Regions from separate parts of the Homo sapiens genome. Here region 1 is linked to region 2. Evidence: read pairs that join two places in POLR2A ChIA-PET (ENCODE). Cell type or tissue: A673. All regions are shown on one strand. Each heading gives the region's core, and the rest is flanking DNA. Links, peaks and the distances in the headings are about the cores only. Region 1 holds the start of HOXD3 (homeobox D3). Region 2 overlaps CHN1 (chimerin 1).

What was found. Peaks named below come from ENCODE experiments on the same cell type or tissue, not always from the same donor. Only the 100,000 strongest peaks of a DNase experiment are listed, where the experiment ranks them.
Region 1: POLR2A ChIA-PET joins it to region 2 with 6 read pairs; 2 of 35 experiments call an interaction of 5 or more read pairs at or near these places.

The regions. Positions count from the first base shown.
Region 1 is chr2:176,156,698-176,162,073 of GRCh38, reverse strand. HOXD3 (homeobox D3) reads right to left here and starts at 4,767. Exons shown (of 4, transcript NM_006898.5): 1 at 4,622-4,767. In A673, for the core only: no CTCF peak of the experiment used is centred there; DNase peaks (open chromatin) are centred at 3,043, 3,823, 4,163 and 4,792; H3K4me3 peaks cover 1,584 bases; H3K27ac peaks cover 2,466 bases.
Region 2 is chr2:174,819,796-174,825,171 of GRCh38, reverse strand. CHN1 (chimerin 1) reads left to right here. Exons shown (of 13, transcript NM_001822.7): 8 at 654-738. Among named protein-coding and RNA genes, the nearest start is that of CHRNA1, 58 kb to the right of the region's middle. In A673, for the core only: no CTCF peak of the experiment used is centred there; no DNase peak of the experiment used is centred there.

The sequences.
Region 1 (5,376 bases), core at 121-5,120, 1.3 Mb before region 2:
GCTAAGGGAATGCTCCTTGCTTTTGAGGTTCTTTCCCCATAAAGGTCCGGTTGGGTCTGGCCCAGTGGCATTACCACGAGCATGGAACCACTCACTGGAGCTCCTGGAGCTGCTCACTCCATCCCTGGCACGGAAAGACCCGGGATGGGTTGTCTTCTCCTCTCCCAGCCAGTAGCCACAGGGAGCAAGTAAACAAAAGGAGAGATGGGATTCGTGAACCAATATATGATTTAGCTTTCATTCAGGGTTCTTTGGGGAGAAGGACCTAGAAACACTAAACCTTTTCTCTGCCACTACGGCAATCAAAAGCCTGGATTGGTAAAGGGAAATGTGGAGGAACCTCCCAAACTCTTCTGGGTAGTTTGGAGGTTCTCTCAAATTTTGGGAGGAAAAGCTCAGTAGCGTTTTAATCTCCCAAGAAAAAATTAAGCCAACAGCAAGAGGTAAAGGCTGTGTGTGGAGCTCGCTACCGGAACAATGCAGGGAGCTGGCTGACCACCGAGTTTATTTTAAATACATATAAATCAACCCGCCTGCACCCAGCCCGGCAGCTCAAGACACAGAATTAATATGACGCTCCATCTTACTTTGGCAGTAAAGTGTAAAAAAGTTTTAATTTCTTTTTCAGCCCATTCTCCTAAGTGCACATTTAGCCCCCAAATATTTCCTCCAGCACTCAATCCCCTCACCAGATCCCCTCCTTAAACTGCTACTACCACCCCCAATGCTGCCGGCCACCCTCCAAGCCTGGCAAGGTAGTGTCCTCCTAACCCTTTGGTAGGCGGGGAACGTCCCCACAAAGCGCGCCTTGTTACGATTAATCACCGTCCTCCATGTATATGTAGCAGTGTATCTAGGTCTACGCGGGCTGCCTCACCAATTGGCAATAATCAAGATCACAGATTACACAAAATAAATCATATTTAATATCCCGCTCAGGGCGGCAAGCAGCCCCGTGCCCAAAGATTTCCATTTTGTCATGCAATTGCTTACCTGGATCCCAATTTATCATAAACCTGGTGTCCTCGGCCTCAGAGTGGGCGCCAGTGGGGGGCAGAGCTAGCCTTCCCCCTTTGTCTGCAGACAACACTGTCCCAACCCTGGTCTTGCGCGCTCGCAGACACGGCCATATACTCGAGCACACGGAATTCCCGGTAGAACGGAACCAGGCTGAGGTTCAACTACCAATAAACGCAGGAGGAACGAGTTCGTAGTCCCCGAGCTGGCTTCGCCTGCGCTGCGCGCCCATCGGTCCACCCGCCCGCCCGTCCGCTCTCGGGCCCAGAGCGGCAGCCACCCGCGCCCCCACCCACTCCTGGGTTTCTGCCCAGCCCTCCCAGGCCCCCCAGAGCTTGGGATTTGTTTTGCTTGCGGAACGTGGTCGTTTCTGGATTTGGAGAGAGCCCCGGAAACCCCCTCATAGTCGGGAAATACAGACGCTGCCTTCAAATGCAAGCATATTTGTTCACGTGACCCCGAGGGAAGCTTGTACTGATTGAGGCTGAAACTTTCACGCCACCCAGTCCCGGAGCGCAGCCAAGCCTGGGGGCTGGAAGGAAGGGCGCAGGAGGCTTGGGACCTGGGCCCCATTCCTGGGGCAGACGCGGATGGGTGTGGGGCGGAAGGAAAGAACACATTTTCGCAGCTCCGGGCCGACTCAGTCTTGGCCTGGCCGCCCTCAGTGGGTTGGGGGCGTTGAGAGTCTCTCCCCACAACGACCTCTGACCCTGGCTGGGCCTTCCGCCAGACTGGTCCGGGAGCTGGAAATTTTAGAAACTGCCTCTCTTAGAAGCGTCTCTGGAGACTGCCGTGGAGCAGCAGAGGCTGAGGGTACCCCTAGCTTCCCGGGCCCGCGGAGTACTCCGCAGCCTCATGCACCCCGGCAAGGCGGCCTCCCCGCCGCGGAGGCCGACGCCCAGCTCCTCCCAGGGCGAGGACCCGCTCCGGCCCAAAGGTGGAAGCCGCGACTCTCAGCTCTGGCCAGTCACCTCAGAAAACCCCGCCACCACCACCATTCCGTGGCTCGTTCCGCGGACTCAGCAGCCGAGTCACCGCCACTTCTGAGACAGAAAAGGCGCGTAGCAGGCGACCCGGACCCAGAGCGACCTCCCCTCTCTGATCCCTGAGCACCCCAACCTGGTCCTTCGAGGCCTGGAGCCGCCTAGGCGCTGAGCCACTGCCCGCCGTGATCTGTGCGACTCCAGGTCTGGGCAGGACCCGCAGATCCCACAGGCCCAGCAACCGCCAAGCCGCGACTTCCCGCTTCCTGCGGCGCCTCCAGGAAGGCGAGGAGGACTGCGCAATGAGTCCTGGCTGGGCTAACCTGGGGGACAATGAAACTTATATTTTAGAAATATTAAACCAAGACAGATTCCCACCACTCTCCGAGTGGCTGGTGGGAATGATTCTGCAATGTGGGAAAAAAGAATTAAGCGTGCCAGCGCCAGCAGCGGACCTCCTGGCCTGTAATGAGCGCCCAAGACCCTCCCCCAGCCGGGGCCACACTCGGGAATCCCGCACCACGGGGAACTCTCCACCCTGTCCCCGAAGTTTTGGTTTCGTTGCCAGCTCTGCTCAGCGGCATCAGGCACAGTGAAATGCTCTGTTGCTGATTGCAGGGTCTGAGACCGGTGAAAGTGCCCAGCAGCCATAGAAGAGCCCCAGAGGAGTGGGTAAGGTCCACCGCATCCCCACTCCAGAGGCGCAGGAATGTCCTGGAGGCCCGAGCCCCCAGAACCGTCTACGAGCCCATCCTTTTGTTCACCTGGCCGGGCCTGGCCAGAGGCCCACTCGGGGCGTCTCTCGAAGCCGGATCGTGGGTGACCCCAGCCCACCCCCACCCGGAGGACCCCGCCCCCTAGCCTCTTGCCAGAGGCCGACCTGACGGCCAGCAGCAAGTGTTAATCCCCAGCCAAAGAGGGGGGCTGCTTTGCGGGAATTTGTCTCCAGGAAAGGATCTAAGCCTTCTTCAATCGGAGCATATGTTCATAGAGCAATAAACCGGAAAGATTTACAGTCCTCGCCCGGCCCCCAACAGTCTCGCACCCTTTCAGGAATTACTTACGATGATTTATCACACCAACCCGGGCAATTGTCACACTGATAAAATAGCCCGGGCCAGTGCCCGCCAAGCCGGGGCCTTGGGAGGCTGTTGGCTGCCGGGCTGCCAGCAGGGCTGGGGAAGCTTTTTGTGGGTTCCTCTCTGGGCCTACAAGGGGATATCTAGGTGGGTTGGAGTGGGTTGGAGTGGGGGGGGTGGGAGGGGAGACGATTCTCATTGAGAAAAATGCAAGCAGCTCAGAGAAAGCGCCTGGAATCTGCGCCCGAGTCACTCGCAAAGCACATAAACATTTGTCATCTTTGAATAATTGAATTAATGTGTTATTGTTTGAATGTATAATTCATAATGGGGGAAACTTTGTTTCTGTCCTGACGGGGAAATATACACACACCAAAAAATAAATGAAAACACACACACACACAAACACACACGCACACATAATCCCAAAACAACCACCACGCGCAGCCAGCCCCTGCTCGCTGAAATCATTCTGAAAGCCAATGGAGGTATCTCACAGCAACAAGAGGGAAGGAGGCGAATGAAGAGGCGCCCGGGTCGGAGCTGCAAGCTGGAAGAAAAGAATGCTCGCTACTGCCCCAGCCCACGACCCTGGCAAGCTGGGGATGGGGTGGAACGGAGCGGAGTGGCTCTTAGGACACCCAATTTTCTTGGAGTGCCGGTGAAAAAAGGCAGAAACGGGAGCGAGCAGAGAAACAGCCTTCTGCAGCCCGCACTGGCCTCTCCCCCATCCTCCTTTCCCCAGGCTTCCCGTCGCCCCGGGGTCTCCCACTCGGGCTGCAGGGACTTCTTCTCGCGTTTATTTTAGCTCTTCCAAAATAGAAATAAAAAATACAAACACAAAAATAAACGGGAAAGAAGAAGAAACTCGCTGGGGTGACAGAGGCAGCAGAACTTGGGTGGGGAGAGAGGAGCGGGGGGAGAGGCAACTCGGAAATCATTATCTGTTGGTTAAAACCTGCCTGGGGTAAAATTTCAACTCGATTTTATAGCCTTCTATTATGACGCAAAGAAAAATTTACGACCCTCGCTTGAAAAGAGGGCCAGGGCCTTTTCTCACCGGTTTAAGAATAGGCGGCAGATGCCGTGACAGCGACCATTGTTCCTGGTAGACACAGGCGACCAGGCAACCTCGGCCCGCGTGCGCCAGGCGCGTCCGCCAGCCGGGCCGGTTTTTTACAACTCCTGTTGTCTTGGAGCAGCCCGCGTGCACCTCGCCCCTCACCCCTCGCCCCCTGGCACCCTAGCGCCTCGCACACACACCCTCTCCCTATCTCTGTCTCTGTCTCTGTCTCTCCCTCTCTCACACACACAAGCGCGCGCGCGGACGCACGCACACACACACACACTCGGCCGCTCTCAGTAATTTTTCATAAGTGCAAAGCTTTGCTGAACCAAAGGTCACCATCCAAGCCACTAACAACTTCTCGCCGGCGCGCAGTTCCAAATCAGGAAGCAAAGGGAACTATTTGTCAGCGGCCGTGACAGCTAAGTTCATTAAGGATTTAAATCTGATGAAATAAAAGTTGCCAAAATATTTACCTGCGGCCGCGCTCCCGCGCCCGCCGGGGGCCGGGGGTGGAGGGCCGGGGGCACCGCGCGGCCCCCCTGGACGGGTGATATTCTTGGGATCCCTGCACTTTCCAAGTCGGAGAGAGCCCTTTGCGTGGCAGATTAATGACGACTCCGTGTTTCTTAAGGGACGTGCTGAATTAATTATTTCGCCAATCACGTGGTCGGGACTTGTAGAAATCTATTCTTATCATCTTCCTCGCACTTAGAAAATTCTCCGGGTTATGAAAGGCCCTCCCCCGGCTGCCAGCGAGCCCCGGCCGCCCAGCCCGGCGCGGGGGGCAGGGAGGGCTCCCCAACATGGCGGGCAGGCGGGCGGGAAGCGCCGTCCGCCGAGGGTCCCGATTTACTGTACTCTATACTCAGCGGGCTCTGCTATGGACTCGCTTCCTCCTCATCCCTGCCCGCGATTCAATACACACAACGGTATTGATGTATTGGTGGGCACGGGAGGAGCCATTAAGCAGAAGACGGGCAGAGGACAATCATAAAATGTGTCTGAATATTTAAACTTCTGCCTGCGCACTTATAAATACACATGTCCACGCGTCTGGGGCAAGCCCTTCCATATATTAAGGACAGATGTCTGATTTTATGCATTCTGCTCATTTCCTGTCTGGAACAAGCACCCCCATCTATTTTGGGACTCCTGTCTTGGCCCCTTCTTCAAGGCGAGGCCAAGATGTAAAGAAGCCCTTGCGGTAAATGTAGTGCAGGGCACTTTT
Region 2 (5,376 bases), core at 282-5,281:
CTTTTCATGTCATAGTACTGTAGAAATAGCATAGTACATAGAAATGCCAGTATTTGTATAGATTAGGGTGCCTGCACCTGAGGGGACATTGGAAAACTCCATTATATAGTTTTCGAAAGTAAGTTACAGAATATTGGTCTGATTTATCATTCCTAAAACAAAGAAGAAATCAAGCTCTGAAAAAAATGTTAACTGCTTGTCAGTTTCACTCAACCAAGGTTCTTTTAAATGCAGCCATGTTGGCGCTTCATTACTAACCATGGGCTGGGTGCAGTGGCTCACACCTGTAATCCCAGCACTTTGGGAGGCCAAGGCAGGCAGATGCTTGAGCTCAGAAGTTCAAGACTAGCCTGAGCAACATGGTAAAACCCTGTCTCTACAAAAAATACAAAAATTATCTGGGTGTGGTCGTGTGTGCCTGTAGTCCCAGCTACTCAGGAGGCTGAGGTGGGAGGATCACTTGAGGGAGGCCTCAGTGAGCTGTGATACACCACTGCACTCCAGCCTGGGCAACAGTGAGACCCCATTTCTCTTTCTCTCATATATATATATATATAGAATATGTGGCTTGTATATTAGTGCTTTGATATGAAGCAGTCTTCTCATCCGTGTGTTTCCCCTTTCCTGACTTTGCCCCTCTTTTTTTTTTTCAGGTGCATACATTCAGAGGGCCACACTGGTGTGAATACTGTGCCAACTTTATGTGGGGTCTCATTGCTCAGGGAGTGAAATGTGCAGGTAAGAGCTCTTGTCTTGTCTCTGGATTGAGTCAGTTGTGAAGTTATAAGAGGTGAGGTAGAAGGAGACTTGTTGTTATGCATATCCAGTAGGCTGGATCCTGGTTTGGTCTTATGCACATGCAGTAGGCCAGATTCTCAGGCAGCCACTTTGGAAATTTGATATTTTATCTGCTCTTAACCTTCTGGCACTTGATGGACAGCACACTAGGGATCTGGCATTAGTCCACTGAAAAGAGAGAAGTCAGCTTGTTCAAAAAGTCTGATAAAAGGAGATAAAAGTAAGGCAGTTATATTTAATACTTGCCTTTGATGTTGCAGTAACTAAATTTATAAAAATGATTTTTTTAAAGCAATGTACAGGGACCTATGATTGTTGCCTTGGAAACTGAATTTTAAAGATAACTTGTTAAGCTGGATTGTCCTTACTAAATTTTTGTGAAATCAAATTGAAGCTTTAAAAATCTGTGAATTCATCTTCAAAGATGGTTACCAAATTCTGAAAAACCACTTAGTCACTAATATTTTCTGTGTGATGTTTTGAAATCAAATACATCAAATACTTTTTGTAAAATATGACCATGAATATTTAGATACAAATTTAGAAACCAAAAGATTTACACATACAGAAATAGCCAACACAAGGATGTATTTGAGATACTTTGTGAAATAAAGTACTTATGTATATCACGTGAAATCCATTTGTATAGAGCAACTATACTGAATACTGGCCATTTATCCAAACTACTTTAAATTCTTTTTTTTTTTTTCTGAGACAGAGTCTCACTCTGTCTCCCAGGCTGGAGTGCAGTAGCGCGATCTCGGCTCACTGCAAGCTCCGCCTCCCAGGTTCAGGCCATTCTCCTGCCTCAGCCTCCCGAGTAGCTGGGACTACAGGTGCCCGCCACCACACCCAGCTAATTTTTTGTATTTTTAGTAGAGACGGGGTTTCACCATGTTAGCCAGGATGGTCTCGATCTCCTGACCTCGTGATCCACCCGCCTCAGCCTCCCAAAGTGCTGGGATTACAGGCGTGAGCCACCGCACCCAGCCCAAACTACTCTAAATTCTGACATAGGCTTAAAAATAATCATGTAAATTTTAAATGTCTATTATTTGGTCATAAAAGTTTCCTTCTGCCATTTAATTTGTAAAACTAAAAAATATCTTCTTACATGTCTTTTAGCATGAAGCTTTACACTAAAAAATATACTAAGTAAAGTATTTCAAAATGGTAACTATAGTAACTGTCAGATTTATCGCTATAAACATCATTTCTTTTGTGGCATGATTTTTAAATGGAATATTTTTGTTGTCCATTATGTGCAGAAATTTCTGGGGTCTGATTCTTATTTCTAAATTGCATTTCCTTTGAATAGCAAGATATAGTATGTATTGCATGGAAATGTTCCAAGTCGCTCTTCTTTCAGTTATTATTCCCTTAGTATCACTAAAATGTAATAAGGTTCCAGGCATATATCACCATTCAAGGACCTTCCTGCCACAGGAAGTGGGATAAGAATCCTACACGTGTGGACTTGGAGCTGTGCAAAGGTGTTCGTCAGGGAGCGCCTCAGCTCAGAGTCGAAGCTCAGAGTGAATGAGGAAAGCCTTGCTGTGGCTGGTGGTTATCCAGAGTTGGGATGAAGAAGGCCATGGTTGTGCCTTTGCACTGGAGGGAAACAGTAGAATGGAAAGTGTTGATAAAGTGGAGGTATTGAGGCAGTGTGCATTGCAGTTTCACAAAGGCAGATGGAATACTCTTTCCAAAGCACAAATTGCCTGCTCGAGAACAATGGTCTCAATGAGCCCAGTTTGCCTTTATGAGACAGTCTTGTCCAGCTGATACTCTGCAATAGTTTTTTAAATGTTTTATGACTGTCACAAACTTAAAAGCTTTTCTTTCATGAGTAAGGGTGTATATTGTTTCCATTTTGAAAAAGTGAAGCCCATCTACATAAGAATTCTTAACTATTAATAGAGAATAGGTACAGCACCTATGAATAATCTTTGGGAATACGCTACAACCCCAATCATGTTGGAAAGAAATGTTTTGGAACATTTATCATGTCAATAATATGGGGGAAAGGAGAAAGAATTCATCCCCATCTCCACAGCCACCCACATTAATAGCCTCTACCTCTTATTGTGAGTAAAGGTCAGGAATTGAAAGAAAAGCCTTGAGGAGATTTTTCATTTTATGTTATATCTTGTCCTTAAAAGCATTATATTCAGTGTGATTTGAACCATATTAATGTGTAATACAAGCACAAGTCAACTCATTTTGAAAACACGGAGGGTTGGAATTTGAATTCATTCTGTTTTCTATGACAACTAATTATATTTGGATTGACAGTGAGATTCTTAGGTCTGAAGTGGCTTTGAGGCTCATCTGGCCTTTGACTATCTAAATCCAAACGCAAAGAATTGAGAATTTAAAGAGAGAGTGCACACTAGCTGTGATAAGCTGAAAAATAGCTCCCCAGAGATGTCCGCTTCTAATTCCCAGAACAACATTCCTTGTTCCTTTCATGGCACGAAGAATGTTGCAGATGTCATTTAAATTAAGGATATTGAGATGGGGAGTTTTGGGTTGCTATGACAAAATACCACAGACTGGGTAATTTGTAAATAACAGAAATTTATTTCTCACAGTTCTGGAGGCCAGGAAGTCCAAGATCAAGCTGGCAGCAGGTTCAGTGTCTGGTAAGGGTCCAACTCTGCTTCCAAGATGGCGCCTGGAAAGCTATGTCCTCCAGAGGGGAGGTGCCTACAATGCAGTGTCCTCATGATTTGGCAGAAGAGTATAAAAGGGGCCAACTCCCTCTGTCAAGCCCCTTTATAAGAGCGCCTAATCCCATTCACAGGGGAGGCGCCCTCATAAGCTAATCATCTCTGAAAGGTCCCTTCTCTTAATACTCTCACATTAGCAACACCTGAATTTTTGAGGGGACACTTTCAAACCACAGCAGGGAAAGTACCCTAGATTGTCAAGGGAGGCCTAGTATAATCACAATCATAATGGCCCTTATAAAAGGGAGGCGAGAGGTTGATAGAGAAAGATGATATAAGGACAGAAGCAGAGGTCAGAGGGAAGAGAAGATGCTATGCTGCTGGCTTTGAAGACAGAGGAAGGAGCCAGAAGCCAAGGAATGCAGGTGGTCTTTGGAAACTGGAAAAGGCAAGGAAAGAAGTGGATTCTCCCCTAAGCCTCCAGAAGAAATGCAGACCCGCTAACACCTGATTTTAGCCCAGTGAAAGTGATTTTGAACTTCTGACCTCCAGAATTTAAGATAATATATGCTTGATGTTTCAAGCCAGGAGTTTGTGGTATTAATAATTTGTTATAGCAGCAATTGTAAACTAATGCACTAACCACTAAACACTAAAGGTATTCTTTCCAAAGAAAAATGGTGGGCTGTCAGAAAAGAAATGTATTTATCTGCCTTTGATTCCTGAGACAGCTTGCTTTGTTCTGCCTTCTTTTTTCAAAATCCACCGAGGCAAAAGAGAGCTTGTCAGGAATGTTTAAATGTTTAAAGCTGCTTTAAATGCCAAAAGCAGCAATTTTGTGTCCCTCGCCACAGCCCTTTTTTAAACATCATGTAAAGGTATTGGGTGATGTTCCAACCACCAGGCTGGCAAAGTTGCTGTAGGAGTCGGACTAAATCCAGCTAATACCAGGCAAGCCGTCCCTTCAGGACTGAAAGTGCTGGCTTGCTGCTAAGCACACCGCAGCGATGAGGACAACTGAGGGAGCAGCAGGGACCATCCTGAGAATGCTAATCATTACATTACACGGGCTATTCAAAACCACGCAGTGCAAGGTGACATTGCAGGCATTGCAAAGTCTCACCCACCAAAGTCACCCTTCCTCTAGCCTCCTTTGAAGTGAAGAAAGTGATGTTGCAAGGGCATAGCTAACTGCAGATTGGGAATGGTGCTCCTCCGGCTAGAATATTTATGACCCAAGTAGGTAACCTTTAAAAATCACATGAAAAAATGCTCATCATCACTGGCCATCAGAGAAATGCAAATCAAAACCACAATGAGATACCATCTCATACCAGTTAGAATGGCAATCAGTAAAAAGTCAGGAAACAACAGGTGCTGGAGAGGATGTGGAGAAATAGGAACACTTTTACACTGTTGGTGGGACTGTAAACTAGTTCAACCATTGTAGAAGTCAGTGTGGTGATTCCTTAGGGATCTAGAACTAGAAATACCATTTGACCCAGCCATCCCATTACTGGGTATATACCCAAAGGATTATAAATCATGCTGCTATAAAGACACATGCACACGTATGTTTATTGTGGCACTATTCACAATAGCAAAGAGTTGGAACCAACCCAAATGTCCAACAATGATTGATAGACTGGATTAAGAAAATGTGGCACATATACACCATGGAATACTATGCAGCCATAAAAAATAATGAGTTCATGTCCTTTGTAGGGACATGGATGAAATTGGAAATCATCATTCTCAGTAAACTATCGCAAGGACAAAAAACCAAACACTGCATGTTCTCACTCATAGATGGGAATTGAACAATGAGAACACATGGACACAGGAAGGGGAACATCACACTCTGGGGACTGTTGTGGGGTGGGGGGAGGGGGGAGGGATAGCATTA